Linked DNA regions of Homo sapiens: region 1 is linked to region 2. A link is an interaction called in ENCODE POLR2A ChIA-PET data of the cell type or tissue named here. Cell type or tissue: PC-3. All regions are shown on one strand. Links, peaks and the distances in the headings refer to the core of each region. The heading gives the core; the rest is flanking DNA. Region 1 overlaps FMN2 (formin 2). Region 2 overlaps FMN2 (formin 2).

Region 1 (5,389 bases), core at 179-5,178, 200 kb after region 2:
TCGTCACAGATAACTTCTGCCTGTTCTTGAGCATCATAAATGGAAACACTTTGTTTATAATGGCTTTTGCCTGTAAAATCCATATTGTTGTTGAGTATAACAGATTGCTATTTTTCATTGTTACTATTCCACCGTGTATCTAATATTGATAGATATTTAGAAGGTTTGCAGTTTAGGGTTTTTCAAGTAATGCTACTCCTATGACTACTGGGTCCTAGGGTAAATGTATTTGAACCTGAGTATTTACTATGAAGTAGATTTCCAACGTAATTGTACTTGTTTGTAACTCTAGCAGAGCAACTAATGAAATGAACAAATAAAAACTTCATACTTTCCAATAATTTTCTTAAAAATTTATCTTGTTATGATAAAATTATTAGCTACCTCAGAACAAAATCACAAGATTAAATAAGTCACGCAGGAGCCTATAAACTAGTTAAATATCTTGAAAAGTCATTATATGTGTCAGTGGTTTCTAATACCACATCTACAGATACATACACATGATGAAGAGATACACTGTTAGGTATTCACCAAATAAGTTTTAATGTCTTTACCCAAGATCACTGGCTGAACATTCAGAAGCAGTGGTTATAAGGATACACAATGTTAAACATATTTCAAGTTTTCATAAATATCTCTATTGAATATCTAATAGATAGCTAAATGATGTCATTCTAACTCCTAAATGTTCCTCGAATCAGTCCTTTCTTCTCAATCATCATTACCTTATTTTAACACCATTATCTTCCCCAAAGCACTACAGTCAGCTGCATAAAGGTATTTAGTTAAAAGTAAATTTGAATTTTCGATAAGTATACAAGCATTTGCTGGAAATGACTACAGGTGAATGTTTATTTCTGGGTTGGATTTTTCCAGCTAGTTCATTCTGCTTAATGCCTAGAATCTGTAGACAATGTGTTCATAGAAACAAACACAGCCAGATCAAAACCCTGAGGAAGGAAATCATCTTTTAAAAGACTCATTGAGAAGTCAAATAAAAGCAATTTTAGAATCAGATGCTATTTGGGATTATGAAAGTTTGTTTTCCCAAGCCTAGTGTAATTCTCTTAAATTTAAGGCAGCAAGTAGGCAAAGAAACTCAAGTATCCTCTAGAATTCTGCATGTATAACTCAACTCCAATCTCTCTCAAAGCCCAGTCTTATTCTGCAATTTGCCCCCTACCCTGCCCACCCCTCCCAAGATAAAGTACTAAGCCCAGTGCTTGGCACACAGTTATTCTTCAATAAACAGTAATGGAGTGAATTAATGCCACATGGAGTCTCTGATTATCTTAATGCTCCAATGAAATTCCCTTCTGTCACCACACCATGACTCAATCTGAGAGGAAGACGTGTCCCATTCTGTAAGTGATTCCATCCCAAGATAAAAAGACCAGCTGCGGTATTTAATTAGTCTATTTCGAAAAATCCAGAGAAGGGAAAGATACTGAAAATGCATATCAGTAAACAAAATGCATAACAGCAGTTCTACAGGGTAGGAAACTGATAACGGACAAGACCTTGACACTTAAAATCACATGGTCTGTGCAAAGGGGCAAGCTGGGGTCACCAGCAGCTGGTATGCAGAGCTGAGTCAAGGCTGACTTGAACAACTGTAAGCAGCTCTTAAAAAAAGATCCCTGACTGTTTTCTAAGTTGGTGGCAACTTATCCGACTATACCTGTTAATTATCCGCACAAGAACCATCAACAGGGACAGTCAGCAATCAAACAAACTCTTAGAAAGACAGAACTGTTAGCCCAGTCTTTAAATCATTGTTTTGTTTCATGAGATAAGAGGTAGAAATGTGGCTTAAGAAACTAAGATCCAAATCCTAGCCTACTCCATGACTATTCCCAGCTATGTGAAAAACAACAACAAAAACTCACATCCTTCCTGTCCTTAGCTACCATTAGTGGAAGCAATATTGACTTTGCTGAAGACATAAAGAATAAGTCACTTAACTTTGTAAAGGCACTTCCATAAAAAGTTAAACCCAAAGTAGCAAAAAGGAAAACAAAATCCCTGAAAGAAATCCCTGGAAGAGTTTAATTTTTATATGGCTGATATAGTTTGGATGTTTGTCCCCTCCAAATCTCACACTGAAATGTGATTCTCCACTGTTAAAGGTGAGTCCTAGCGAGAGGTGACTGGGTCATGGGAGAGGATCGCTCATGAATGGCTTTGTGCCCTCCTCATGGGAATGAGTGAGTTATCACTCTATTAGTTCCCACGAGATGTGATTGTTAAAAAGAGGCTGGCACTTCCTCCTCTTTCTCTTGCTTCCTCTCTCACCATGTGACATCCCTGCTCCCCTCTTCACCTTCTGCCGTGAGTAAAACCTTCATGGCAGAAGGTGATGAGGCCTCCTCAGAAGCTGAGCAGATGTGGGTGCCTTGCTTGTGTGGTCTACAGAACCATGAGCCAAATAAACCTCTTTTCTTTGTAAAATACCCAGTCCCAGGTATTTCTTTATAACAGTGCAAAACTAACACAGGGGTCTTTTCAAAAAGTCTAATGATTCTGGAACACATAATCTTTAATGCTGGCGACGAGGAAATACCATGGGGTGTCCCACTGTATTAGGGGCCTGAAGTATGTAGTTAAAGGCATGGCGAGAGTGAGAGTCACTAAAGCTAAAAGCTTCCATTCTGAACAGTATGGATGGTGCTAGGGAGATGAGAAAAAATTCCATTTTCAGGTCACACCTGAAAGGAAATCACCTTTCTACCAATAGAACTGAATGAGTGCAAAGAGCTGAAGTCATGCAAAAAACGCCATAATGATCAGCAGAATCCTAGGCTTCAACTTTCACCGCAGATCATGCATGGAGTAAATTTGCTCAAGCATGAATCACACACCCACCTCCTTTGTGTCTATCTCCAAACGGGTACAAGGTAATTCCACACCAAAAACACTCTCCTGGGGAAGAAGAAACCCTCACACATGATACAATAGACATGAATAACCTAAGATATTAAAAAACTAGAAACTTAAAAAAGAAACATCTGAATGATCAGGAGTGACTAATGAATACATTACCAGACATTCTGGGTGGGATTTTTTTCTGCCAGGCCAACTTTGATATGGGGCAGAGGAAGAAGAGGGGAGATGGCTCCTTATTCTCAAAGGTACTGGTTGACTTCACCAGAAGACAGGAAAAGCTTGAGGTTTATGCCCTTCACTGATGCAAGATTACACAACTAACTAATCTGGGGTCTGGACACAGTGGCTCATGCCTGTAATGCCAGCAACTTGGGAGGCCGAGGTGGGTGGATCACTTGAGCCCAGGATTTTGAAACCAGCCTGGGCAACATAGTGAGAACCCATTTCTAAAAAAAATAATAAAAAATTTTTAATTAGCCAGGCATGGTGTCATGCACCTATAATCCCAGATACTTGGGAGGCTGAGGCAGAAGAATCACCTAAGCCCAGGAGTTTGAAGCTGTCGTGAGCGATGATCACACCACTGCACTCCAGCCTGGAAAACAGAGAGAGACCCTCATCTCTGAAAAAAAAAACAAAAAATTAATTAAATTATTTAAAAATCAAAATCTGATCCAAATAAAAGGAGCGTTTAAAATGAAAAGCAAATGAATATCATAGCAATATTAACTTCACCATAGACTGATATCTTGGCTTAGAAGTCTTTCTATTTAATCGTGCAAAGATGACGTCCATGCACTCTTTCTCAACTTGTATATGAGGATACCCTGGACAGAAAGAAGTCACTCTTGATTTATCGCAATATCTTAGACTTCATCTTTTCCCCCTTTCTCATTTTTGAATTAGAAGCCAAAAAACTAAAGTAGAGGCAGGAAAGAGAATAATTTTAGTTTGTATAAATACCAAATTACTCTTTAGTATGAGTCATGTGTTATAGATTCTTTGAAGAATTTTGCATGCAATACTGGTTGCCATACACAGGATGCTAATTGTAGCTCAACATGGAATACAGAAAAGAATACAGATCCTTGAACAATCTGAAATTGTAAGTGTAGTTAAGAGGGATGTACTCATTCCTCTTACAAACATTAGAAGCTGACATGGCCAGGATTTTTAAAAGTTTATAAGTATATGAAAAAAATATTTTTATATAATTGCTTTGCTAAAACATAACTGGAGAAATAAAGTAAGGAAACTAGCTTGTCATGAAGAGAATAAACCTTAGTTTCCTCAGGGATACAGGGAATACAGGAAGTTATCCTCATCTGACTCAACGTGATTCAACATGGTTTTCTAATTATAGCTAATCTGTGGGGAGGCTGATACACACATTTGTAGTGGGGGGGTTGGTGGTGATGACAGAAAGTTTTTTACACATCTCCTAAAGCAGAAATCATGTGGTTATTGTCCAACATCACAATTATGGCAAGCAAGATATATGTCTCTTTGTGGTGGAAAAGATACAGACATGCAAACTCAGACTGGATTTGGGCTAAAGAGACAAATCAGCATCTTCACATACAATGCTCAGGTGCACTCACCCTTCCAAGGCCTGTTTCCCTTTCTTCTACAATGGGTTTTCCCTTTTCTGGAAGATCTCTACACCCTTGATATCTTCTCCGACAGAAGTTCTGCCCATTGTGTAAAATTTCTTTGGCCCTTCTCACCTTTTTCTCCTCTTTTCAGGGGTCATCGGGAAGAAGGTAAGAATCATGGCGAGGGTAGGGGGGATGAGTGTCACCTGAGGAGGTTGTTAATGCAAAAAAATTCAATAATTTCTTCGAATTTTTTCTGCCTCTTTTTCTTTTCCGCTTTGTCCCCCTAGAAAAACCAGCTGGCACTATGAGCTCAAGGGAAGTCTGACTGGAATAGATGGAAAGGAATGAATTTAAACTCACGGCTGTCTATGAGTTTAAAATACCTTATCAGTTAAAAAGATCCAAGAAATAATGAATTCATGCCCTGCAAAAATTCTATCCTTCCAACATCCCTTTCATCCATCTGAAAGGCTGAATCACATCTGCCTGGGACTTTAAAGTAACTATGAAATATAGACCATCATTGCCAGTGGGTATCGTCAATAGTTGTAAAGAATCCATTTCCAGGGTTTCTGGATCACTAAAATGGGCTATTTTGCTTGTTAAGGAGGGAGGGGGCCAATGTGCAATGTGTGAGTCCGCCTGCCTCTTGCTTCTAGTTCTTTTTATGCGCATACAGAAAGAGGAGGAATATCATAGGCTGGTTTTATCCCTAATGAATTAATGAGGTGGTCCTATTCTTTGTAAGGTCCTACTAATTAATTAATGAAGTGGTCCTATTCTTTGTAAGGTCCTACTAATTAATTAATGAGGTGGTCCTATTCTTTGTAAGATTTATATATTGAGTTTTTCAGAATAAGCAACATCTTTCAAATGTGAATTTTTCTCTTAAACTCAGCATG
Region 2 (5,389 bases), core at 66-5,065:
ACCCTACGCCTCCCAGGTTCAAGCAATTCTTCTGCCTCAGCCTCCAGAGTAGCTGGGATTACAGGCATGCACCAACACGCCTGGCTAATTTTTGTATTTTTAGTGGAGACAGGGTTTCACCATGTTGGCCAGGCTGGTCTCGAACTCCTGACCTTGTGATCCACCCACCTTGGCCTCCCAAAGTGCTTGGCCTCCCAAAGTGCTGGCCTCCCAAAGTGCTCATTACAGGTATGAGCCACCATGCCTGGCCTACAAATTGAAATTTTAAAAAATGCATACTTGCACATGTTTTGTGTTGCTCAGTGATGACAAGTCTAGATTGTTTTTTCAAAAAAGGAGGATTTCTTATTAACAATTGTACATGTCTAGTTCCAAGTAGATGAAAAAATAATTTTTCTGATTCGTGACAAGATCACTTGATCTGTGTCTATTGTATCACCTAGTGTAGATATGGAGGGGTAGGTTACATGAACATTTTCAAACAAAAGTTCATCCTTGGACTCACAACCAAGATATTTTGTCTAACCAAGAATGTAACTGAGTCACAATAATACTTTGTGTTTACAGACTATGTTCTTAAGATGGTCAGTGTGCCTTAGCAATGTTATGTCACCTTGTAGGGAGCCATGACCAGGATACCATTTTTATTAAATGATGGAAAAACAGTATAGGCATTCAGAAGGTAGATACTGTGCTATATACTTCAAATACGTTATGTCATTTAGTCTACATGATAACACTGCAAGACTGTATTATCATTTCTCTTTTACAGATTAGGAAACTGACTCTTGAAAACTAATTGATTTTCTACGATTCTGGAGCCAGTAAGTGGCAGAGCTTAAAAATCCAAACACATTGACTAGAAAGACAGAAGCCCTATCCGACACGGATGTGTAGAAATTCACTATTTTGAGAAATATATCAACCAAATCACATGCGTCATCAGGATGAAGCAAGAAAATAGAGTTATTATTATCACTCTGTAATCAGACGCAAATTAGAAATAGTGGCATAAGAAAGATTAATACAGGATTTAAAACCTTAACGATATTTTTCAATCTATATACACCAAACTATTCCAAGGAAAATTCTATCAGAAAAATTTCAAGGACACCATTAACACCATCTTTCAGGTTATTTCTACCATGCTAAGACATTTTGCTAATCACATGGGTGATTTTAAAGGCTTAATAAATTAGGCCAGATTATTGTTTACTTTTTTGGGGAAACTGTTCTTCCTTCAAAAACACTGCTCTGAAGGGAACTGTTGATCATGGTAACACTCTTCTCTTGCTTCAGGATCAGGTTTGTGAACTGCTAAGCTAACCACGGTACCACCAGGGCTGATCCAGAGATGGACACAATTCATTTGGAGTTCCTCCCTGGTATTTTTGCAGATGGATATGGAAACTGCTCTGTCCTCCTGGGTTATGAGAATATAAGCCATGGCAGTGGCTGACAGCTAAGAAACAGCCTAGCTGGGAAGTTAAAGCTAAGCTACAGAGGGGTGGTGGGTTGGGAAGAAAGGGTGAGAGAAAGAAGAGGAAAAAGGAGGAGAAAGAATAGAGAGAGGACATTTGAAAAGACACATGGATCACGGAAGGGACAGGTACAGACACATGTGGCTGACTAACCACACTCACAGCAGGTAGAATTCTGCATTCAGGACTTCCACAAGTAAGTTCCACTCTTGCCCTTCTGAGGTTTGACTGTCTAAACAAATAAAATTTCTCTCTCTCTCTCTGTCTCTCTCTTTTTGCTTTGAGGTATTCAGAGCGGGGTTTTATTACCTACAATGATCAACTCAAGTTATGCAAGAAAACATGTTTATTACTTTACTAGGCTAAGTTCTTATTTCCATGTCTGTTCCAAAGGTAATGATGCAACAAGTCAGCAAATACTTATGGAGACACAAAGAGGGGAAAGGCAGTGTGGCTTGCTGAAAGTGAGAGCTATACCAGATATGAGGACACTAATCCCATATGAGGACCATACCAGATATGAGAGCTATACCATATATGAGGACACTAATCCAGATATGAGGACCAACACCGAGTGGTTAACTAAAAAAAAAAAAAAAAAAGACCAATATGCAAATATCAAAAAATTAATGGTATAAAATAGACGTATTGTTAGGCAGTATAAGATTAGCCATTGAAGAAAATAGGTTGATAGTAAATAGGATAGGAGTACAGAGGTGAGAAACAGGTTGGAGAACAGTATCCCATTTTAAGTATTTGTAATTCCACTTGAGGTTCTACTCACACTGATAGTAACTGTACAAGAAGTTTCACACTCTTAAATGACCACACTGGCATTTCCTATCCATGTCCCAGGGCATTCAAAACATTTTGGAAATACTTTTCCATTTAACTATAGAAAATATAAAGTTTACACCAGGCCAGGTGTGGTGGCTCACGCCTGTAATCCCAGCACATTGGGAGACTCAGGTGGGTGGATCATGAGGTCAAGAGATGGAGACCATCCTGGCCAACATGGTGAAACCCCATCTCTACTAAAAATACAAAAATTAGCCGGGCATGGAGGCGGGCACCTGTAGTCTCAGCTACTCAGGAGGCTGAGGCAGGAGAATCGCTTGAACCTGGGAGGCAGAGGTTGCAGTGAGCCAAGATCGCGCCACCGCACTCCAGTGTGGCGACAGAGTGAGACTATGTCTCAAAAAAAAAAAAAAAAAAAGTTTACACCAAAGCAGGGCATAGGTGTGCATTTGGGCAGTCAGATGTCAGATGGGGCGCCACCCTTAGAAGGGCTCTGTGGTTGCTTTAATGCTTTGCTGTCTTGAAATAATTTTTATACAAGAAATTGTGCATTTTCATTTTTCACTGTTTCCTAAGAAGTACATAGCTGGTCCCTCACTAAGGAAAGGAACAGAGTTGTTCTTCAAACAACTCCAACCAATGGTTTTCCTTTTCAAGCAAACTGGTTATCAATTGCCAAGAGGGTAATAGATTTTGCAAGTCAATGGGCAAAGCAGCGTTCTCATCTGCCACGTGTTCTTCCTTAGCCCTTTATTAAAAGCAAATGATTTAGAAAACTGAGAAGTCTGAAGTCAAGAGCACTTGTAAACTGCCAATTCGCAACACTGCTAACATGAATGTAAGTTCACCAAGTGTGAACCCAAAGCCCATCACATAGTTCTAGGACATGACAAGCACAGGATAAAGAACCAAAAAAAATGGATCTAGCTGATTTTATGAGATACTTAGAGAGTGAAGGAAAGCTCATTCTGGGCATGTCAGATGCACATAATGCCACCAAACAGTGGGTTGTTATTGATAATGTCATCTAGAAACAATTCTATCTCATGGAGCATGTGTTAGATGGGACTCTGAGGAGGCTGTCATGGGGCATGTATTAGATGGGGCTGTGAGGATGCTTAGGGAGCAAAGCATCTGAATTAGTCCATCTCAACATTTTCTCTGAGGAAGCATCTCACCAGCTTATATTCTGGTCTATGCTAGCAGAAGAAAGCGACAGGGAGGGTGTCCAGCATCCTGGCCTGGGACCTCCACGACAGGACCAAGCCATTCTCCGACAGCGATGCACTTGCTTACCTGATGTGCATCGGACCAGCTACTCCAAAGTGACAACGTCATCAGTCCCATCTTGCTGATGTCTAAAATCACACCATCTACACTCCATTGAGGACTCTAATCCTAGACATGATGAAAATAATCGCGCAAGGGGAAACACGACTCTTTTCATTTTGAACCTTAGTGTAAATAAGTTTCAAACCCTTTTCTAGGGGACCAGGTTTAGATTAGAGGTAAAAGGAGGAATGTAGGGACTTAGGGAAGGGCATGAAGGGAAGTTCTGTGTGACGTGCTAAAGTTAAAAAAAGAGTTTCCTCTTTACAATCTTCCAAACTGAGCAAGCCTGTTTTTGGTAAATATCACTTAATATATGACTTAGTCTGAAGGAAAAGAACAGTGATTCGCATACGCTTATTTTTAAGCAATTATCTCTTCTACCCCACCTGCATATAATGTAACTGAAAGCTCTCATATTTTACGTTACTGATGCATTTGGAAGCAGAATAAGCTCATTATCTTTAGCAGGCATGTTTAAAGGGTTTTCCTTCTGTTCAAACCATTTTCTTTTTCCACCTACTATTCACTGAGGATAGTTTCTTCTATGACAGACCTATGGAATCTAAGTAATTATTATAGGAGTAAGCGCAAGTCTGGCATGGTTTACAGGCTCTATAAATGTAACCAATTAATTCATCTAATTTAAGGAGGTATCAAAATTGAATTACAACTGAAAACCAGGTGGACAACCATGGTATCATGTGTAAGCAGACCAAAATGAAGACAATAAGCAGAAAACAGTGGAATTTTGTGAACAAAGTTTCTCAGGATGTAACTCTTTCTTTCTTTCTTTCTTTCTTTTTTTTTTTTGAGACAGCCTTGCTCTGTTGTCCAGGCTGAAGTTCAGTGGCATGATCTCGGCTCACTGCAACCTCCGCCTCCCAGGTTCAAGCGATTCTCCTGCCTCAGTCTCGCAAGTAGCTGGGATTACAGGTGCCCACCACAATGCCCGGCTAATTTTTGTACTTTTAGTACAGACAGGGTTTTGCCAAGTTTGCCAGGCTGGTCTTGAACTCCTGACCTCAAGTGATCTGCCTGCCTTGGCCTCTCAAAGTGCTGGGATTACAGGTGTGAGCCACTGATCCTGGCTCACAGGATGTAAGTTTTCTAAAGATCTAAAGCAAAGTTACTGTTAGTGATGTTAGGAAGTATACTAGTTAGTTTGGCATTATGGCTTGCTTTATAGTATAGATTACGTTTCCCTTTAGTTTCCCACTAGACGCAGCTATTTGGGGATGGCGCCCTGGGAGGGCTAGCCTTCTTCATTACTTAATATGTAATATGCCTCTATGGAATTTCATAATCACAGAGACTTTATTCCATATACTGAAGAGGGGACATTTCCCTTCCTGAAAAGATTTATTTTAGAAGGTATCACATAATTCTACAAGAATCTTGAAAGGTCTTTTAAAAAATTTTGACATCTGTGTTTCTTGGTGATATCTGGATGAACTTTTGATATGAGTGGTAAACTGACAATATCCCATGAATTGAGCAAACTATTCCTTTTACCCTTCTAGCCTTTGCTATCTGTTCTTTGAAGTGCGTGGGTCTGCCATTGCAGCAGGGTTGTTCCAGCCTTCTTACGTGGTCACTTTTACGTGGTTTCCTCATGATAGAAGTTGATTTACCCGACAGTGGTCCTGGCAAGCCAGCACCCTAGTTACTCTCTGTAGCATCCCAGCTTCTGTGCTGACTCTTCTTATTAAAACTCCAAATTTTGCCAAATGTCAGCATCCTCTTCAACTTGCTACCCCGGGTTGAGGGCCATCTAATTT

Evidence for each region. ChIA-PET counts read pairs that join two places held together with the same protein. Peaks named below come from ENCODE experiments on the same cell type or tissue, not always from the same donor. Only the 100,000 strongest peaks of a DNase experiment are listed, where the experiment ranks them.
Region 1: POLR2A ChIA-PET joins it to region 2 with 18 read pairs; 4 of 35 experiments call an interaction of 5 or more read pairs at or near these places.

Annotation. Positions count from the first base shown.
Region 1 is chr1:240,233,552-240,238,940 of GRCh38, reverse strand. The region is part of intron 6 of FMN2 (formin 2); the gene reads right to left. Among named protein-coding and RNA genes, the nearest start is that of FMN2, 140 kb to the right of the region's middle. In PC-3, for the core only: no CTCF peak of the experiment used is centred there; DNase peaks (open chromatin) are centred at 2,840 and 4,250; H3K27ac peaks cover 3,219 bases.
Region 2 is chr1:240,438,303-240,443,691 of GRCh38, reverse strand. All of the region lies in intron 16 of FMN2 (formin 2), which reads right to left. Among named protein-coding and RNA genes, the nearest start is that of GREM2, 170 kb to the left of the region's middle. In PC-3, for the core only: no CTCF peak of the experiment used is centred there; no DNase peak of the experiment used is centred there.